2 separate regions of the Homo sapiens genome follow, and region 1 is linked to region 2. The links are chromatin loops, found by intact Hi-C in ENCODE. Cell type or tissue: K562. All regions are shown on one strand. Each heading gives the region's core, and the rest is flanking DNA. Links, peaks and the distances in the headings are about the cores only. Region 1 has its middle 19 kb from the start of LINC00523. Region 2 has its middle 43 kb from the start of DLK1.

The links. Peaks named below come from ENCODE experiments on the same cell type or tissue, not always from the same donor. Only the 100,000 strongest peaks of a DNase experiment are listed, where the experiment ranks them.
Region 1: it touches region 2 in a loop (5-fold over the local background); 1 of 110 quality-filtered maps calls a loop at or near these places.

The regions. Positions count from the first base shown.
Region 1 is chr14:100,674,981-100,677,883 of GRCh38, reverse strand. No RefSeq gene overlaps it. Among named protein-coding and RNA genes, the nearest start is that of LINC00523, 19 kb to the right of the region's middle. In K562, for the core only: no CTCF peak of the experiment used is centred there; a DNase peak (open chromatin) is centred at 1,573; H3K4me3 peaks cover 223 bases.
Region 2 is chr14:100,768,900-100,771,802 of GRCh38, reverse strand. No RefSeq gene overlaps it. Among named protein-coding and RNA genes, the nearest start is that of DLK1, 43 kb to the right of the region's middle. RefSeq lists an enhancer at 317-611. In K562, for the core only: a CTCF peak has its summit at 1,247 (motif pointing left); DNase peaks (open chromatin) are centred at 442 and 1,092; H3K4me3 peaks cover 643 bases.

The sequences.
Region 1 (2,903 bases), core at 138-2,637, 94 kb after region 2:
CAGCTTTGTGCTAGAGGCATGCGGCCAATGAGTGGGTACTGGAAGTTGGACCCCGCTGTCTCCACTGGGGGCTGCACCCGCCGTGCTCTGGGCTGGGCCGCTTACAGGCACTTCCTCCAGGCTAGGCATGACCTTGACATTGCCTGGAGTTTCCGGTTCTGGGGGAAGGAAGGGGCCTCTCAAACGGCCAGGCCAGGCAGAAGCACAGGCTTGGGCTTCTGTGTCAGGGAGGTGGGAGCTGTGCTGCTGCGCTCCCCGGGGCACCCAGCACCAGCAGCATGCCCGGTGGAAGGAGTATGGGCTTCACAACTTCCAAGCCCTCCGGGGCAGGTTCCAGGTGGACACCACAGCTGTCAGCCTGGGTTGCCCCCTGGCGTGAGGCTCACAGGTTCTGTGGATGTCATCAGACTGGCAGAGTTAGTGCTCCTCAAGAAATGGAGGCTGTCACCTCACCCAGTGGGGCGGCAAGAGCTCCAGGAAGCCACCATGTGGATAAGGGTGGGCGCAGAGCAGGCTTGAGGAGGGAGGCTGGGCTGGGTCTTCACCCTAGCGTCTGTTTTGACACTGGAGCCTCGAGCGGAATTCTGTACTCTAGACAATAAATTTCCACACACATAAGCAGAGAGCAGCGTTTCTGCTTCCAGCTGCCTCGTCTCCTAGAATAGCTCTTTTTTTTTTTTTTAAGAGGGAGTTTCACTCTTGTTGCCCAGGCTGAAGTGCAGTGGCGCGATCTTGGCTTACCTCAACCTCCACCTCCTGGGTTCAAGCGATTCTCCTGCCTCAGCCTCCCGAGTAGCTGGGATTACAGGCACCTGCCCCCATGCCCAGCTACTTTTGTATTTTTAGTAGAGACAGGGTTTCTCCATGTTAGTCAGGCTGGTCTCCGACTCCCGACCTCAGGTGATCCACCCGCCTCAGCCTCCCAAAGTGCTGGGATTACAGGCATGAGCCACCGCACCCAGCCAAATAGCTGTCTTTTAATTACACAGAAAGATCACCAGGAAAAAAGGGAAGAAAACAAGCCAGAGTCACTAGAAACTCATCTCCATGCCTAGAACCTCACAACAAAGTAGCTGAGAGGCCAGGCAGGTCCAGGCGGGCGCTCCAGCCAGGCAGGAGCTTGAGGGGCGGGGTGTGGGGGCCACAGTCACGGTACCTCCACCCGCAGGGTGGGTTGATAGATTGTGGGGACTGTGAGCACCTTCCTTCCATATGGCTGAGCACCCATATGGGACTTGGCACTGGGAACAGCAAGCCAGCAGCTCCAGCACCCTGTAAAGTCCAGGGGAGGGGGGCACATTTGAACCCATTAATCACACAAATTTTGCATCGCAGTGTGAGATGCAGGTGAGTGCTGCAGGCCTGGAGTAGGGGAGTGTCTCCGTCAGAGAAACCATGGAAGGCTTCCCAGAGGAAGCAGCGCTGGAGCTTTGAGGAAAAGTGGGGAGTAACCAGGGAGCCTCTTCAGAGTCCAAGTCACTCTTCAGAATGACCCGGGCGCAAAAGACTACACCCAAAGAAAAGCTGGCTGCGTTCCCAGCCAGCTGAACTGCGGGCCGCCTGCCTCCTCATCTGCGTTCCTGCCTCCCCACCTTTGTTTAGGCCATTCCCCCACCCAGAATGCCTTTCCAGGACAGAGCTTCTCCAACCTTAGTTCTGACTTTCTAAGTCACAGAGAACCACAGAGAGGCCTCCTCCAGGGACACCACCTGAGCCTCAGCACTTTGTAGCTGCCTCTTCATCTCAGGCCAGTGTGAGCCGGGGTGAGGGCTCCAGCCCCCTTGGAGCGCCCGGCATCAACCCCGTGTGCCGGGCAAGCTCCAGAAGTGTGTTGGAAGGCAGGGTCGATATTGCCGGCTTTGGGGGGATGAGTCGATAACGATTGAAAGTGAGCAAAATATTCTCCTTTCTCTCCCTGTAAGGGGAATTTGAAAATCGGATTTACTGGTTAAATTAACAGAATGTGCATTCTCAGTTCAGCCCCACCCCTGGGACTAGTCACTTACTTAAAAATACATATTAAAAATACAGTGAATCATCTCCACTATGTAAAAACAACAAAACGTGCATGCACCTAGCCATGGGGCAAAACCCATAACAAAAACCCCCACCCTGGTCATTGGCCTGTGGCAGGGCCTTATGGGGTCTCAATTTCCTTCTTTGTGTTCATGTATTTCCCACCTATTTCACAGTGAACTGATTCCTTTTAAGGTAAAGAGAAAAGATAACATTTTAAAATAAAAGAATAAGGTATCAATATCATTAATTGCAGTTTTAATGGTAAGAAGTGCCCCCAGCTCATTTCTCCATCCCCACTTTGAAAGTGACAGGGTCTCAGGCAGCCCTGTTTCCAGGCAGACGTTTCTGCACATGGACGCACACACGCAGGCAGGACGTTTGGTCTCCTGCTCTGTTCACTTAACATTAAAGATAAGCATCTCTCCCCAACAAGACTTCATAATTACGGTGGTTAGGGGCTGCAGCATCTTCCTCCCAGCAGCCCGGATTCTCGCTTTAAATTTGGTGGGGAGAGTGGCCGCCTGCAGAGCTATTAGCGGGGAGTGATTGATGGTTCAGTTGGAGCAAGGCTAGCTCAGCTGCACACCCCCGGGAGAGCGTGTTGGCCTTATTAATCCTGTGTACCTGTCTGGCCTGGGAAACGACTGTGTCGTGTGCCCCCAGAAAAAGTCCTGAGCTGGCCTTCTGGCTGCCCGTGCAGCCCCCCAAACCCAGTGGGGAGCATCTCAGAGCCCAGCCAGGGTCCCAGCCGGAGGACCACAGGTTGCTTGCTGTCACACTCATTTTGCTCCCTGGCGTTCAAAGTCCTTTGCACATCTCAAGCTGGGTCCCTTGTTTCCGCAGCGGGCACTGTGGAGTGTCCTCACTGCATCCCCTCATGTCAG
Region 2 (2,903 bases), core at 138-2,637:
ATCACCCACCCTCCCTGCGACACACACCTCACCAATCATTCTACAGTCAAGTCCCTAACACTTGCTGTTTTCCATGAGGATTCTGGTCATCTTCAAACACGCATACCAACACACACACACACACACACACACACACATCTATCCATCACCACAACATTTTCCTTCTACGTCCCAAATGTTGGGTCTACCAATATTAAGAATCTGCACCCCAAAATATGCCACTCTGGCATGTTGATTATTTTGAGTTAAAGGGACCTGAAAAGCAAGAGGTGCTAGAAGATCCCTCTGATCTTCATTTTCTTTCTCAAAAGCAGGAGACGAAATTCCCATGTGAAAGATGTCCTCCCCATACTGAAAGGAAACTGCCACTCTTATCTCCAAGGACAGGAAGCTGGGGCCAACGGAACTCTGTGCAAACAAACCTCGTTAAACTAATCCTCATCGTCCCAGCCACTTCTCCACCCAGCCAGCCCCCAGCCTGGGCCCCTGGGCCTTGGCCCATTTTCAAGCGTCCTGCTCTTTGTCTCAGGCAGTGCCTACGTGTTCAAACTGTAACTGCGCCTCCGGGCCTTAGGAAGGCTCCCATGCCTGTGAGTCGTGTGGTCTGTCAATTGTGTGCGTTTCTCCTGCTGATCTGTCTTGTATCACTTTAATTCTCACCCAAAAACCCTTGAAGGGGTGGAGGGGAATTTTTGCACCCTCCACCCCAATACTGCCTTCAAACGCGGCAACTCCACAGGGCTGGGCCTGGCCACTCTCAAGTCTAGCGGCTCCTCACTGCCTCCCACCAAACCTCACCCACCCTGGCTGAGCAGCCGCTTCCTGCCACAGCCCAGGCCATGGGGCTCCCTCTTCTCACAGTCCAGCTCCTACCAGCTCTCAGTGCACCTATAAGAACCATCCATCAGAGCTTGTCGCTCCTCTGCTTAAAACCCCAGGAATCAAATCTCAGGTCTGGACAGAGGCTGCCAAGACCCTGTGAGACCTGGCCCCAGGGACTCATCCTAATCTTGCTTTCCTTGCCTGTGCTTCTCAGTGGGCCCCAGGGCTGCCATGGTGACCTTGCTGGGCCATTGCCCAGTCCCCAGACCACTCCTCCCACCTTCCATGTCTGAGAACATAGGCCCTCTTTAGAGGTGCCTGTCCCAACCCCACATCCACTCTGAAGCCCCCTGTTCCTTTCTGTGGGAACTTCTAGAAGGTTCTTTCCTTCTTCTTGCTCTCAGCCACCTCCAGAGCCCCCGTCTGCCCTCTCGTGGTTTTCCCATGGACCTGTGAAGCAAATATACCCCTTGGGGAGCTAAGAGGGTCTCTGAGGAACCTGGACCCCAATGTGAGGGTCCAGCCAGTGAAGGTCCTGGACCCCCACTCTGAAGCTACCTGGGATTAGCATATCCAAAGGTACCAAGGAGAATGGAAATTTCCTCCCCTCTGGAAAATTGGGTGGACTTCCAGAGAAAGTTCTCGGTGAGCTTTTAAAGTGGCTGATTGAGAATTCTATGAAATGTCTGCAGTGTCTCCTGGCAAGCCCAGTCGTGGGTGATTAAAATACGACAACCTCATAACCACCCCCAGAAGCCTTTGCACACCCGCCCTTACAGGGAGGCTTAAGGAAATTAAAGGGCTGAAATGATTGCTTTTTCCCCAGCAAGAAAGATTGGGCCACTTAATGAAGAACTACCCTTAATCTTGGACAAACTAGGTCTAATTTCTTCAAATTATTCCACATTTCACCAATTTCATTTTTCCCTTTTACTCAAGGGTGTCTGGGCAGGCACGCCCTGCACCCTGCAAAAAGCCTGGATGTGAGACTGTCTCATTTTCTTCTACCACACACGGAACATCTCAGCACTGATTATTTTCAACAGGGAGGAAAGTGGGCCTGGGGAGTGGGTCTGGAGAGTGCTCAGGAGGCCTGTCCTCGCGCTGGAGCTCACAACCAGAGCTTCATTAGCACCGATTGATCGCCAGCTGCCTGTCAACAGGAAGGAGGACGTGGCACCTCGCATGCCGGGCACAGTCCAGGCTGACGGGCGGAAAGCATTTGCAAGTCCCCGAAGGGGATGCACGTAAGCAGCTCGTTTGGAAATCTCAGTTACATCTTGCCTCTGTTCTCTAAATGCTTGAAAGAAAGGAAGACAAGCAGTGGCTGAGCATCCACCGAGGGGCCCAGCACGGAAGCCGGGGCGTCACCGTGATCCTGTCACTGCTGCTCCATTTGACCGTTAGGAGAACTGAGGGCCAGAGGGCTGATGCCCAGGAAGTGGCGGGGCTCCAAAGACTGTGTCCTGTTGTGCCACGTGTCTGCCCCAGAGGGACATCCGTCTTCAACTCGATTGTGTGTGCTTTGTGTCTCTACCGTCTGGCGCCCCGTAGGTGCTGGGTAAATGTTGGCCGAGTGAACTCTTCGGGGAAGGAGTGGGGGAAGAACGTTCAAGCTGGAAGAGTCTGCAGTGGCCATGGATGGCTTTGCATACTCAACCTTTGCCCCCTTGGTTCAGCAGGCAGCGCTTCCATCCCAACCCTCCCCCCGATGAGTCCTTGGGGTTTGAGTGGCAGAACCCTATCCCCAGCTGGCCAGAGCACGCCCTGCCCCTGTGCCCACCATGGGAGAGGGTCAGAACCCAAGCCAAGCCAACCACTGTTGATGCTAGGACTTGTGTTGTTATCCCTGGGACACAGATGCGAGTGTCTGTCATCAAACCTTGAGGCTAGAAGGACCTGAGGCCAGAGCTGCTGGGACAGGGAGTGGAGAGGCTCTGCCTGGGAATGAAGCCAGGAAGAGCAAACAAGATGGGAGAGAAAAACTGGTGTGGCCATTCCTGTGCTCCTCTGCACAGGAGTCGGTCAGTCGTCTTTCTTTCATCTATGTATTTATCTTGAGACAGAGTCTCACTCTGTCA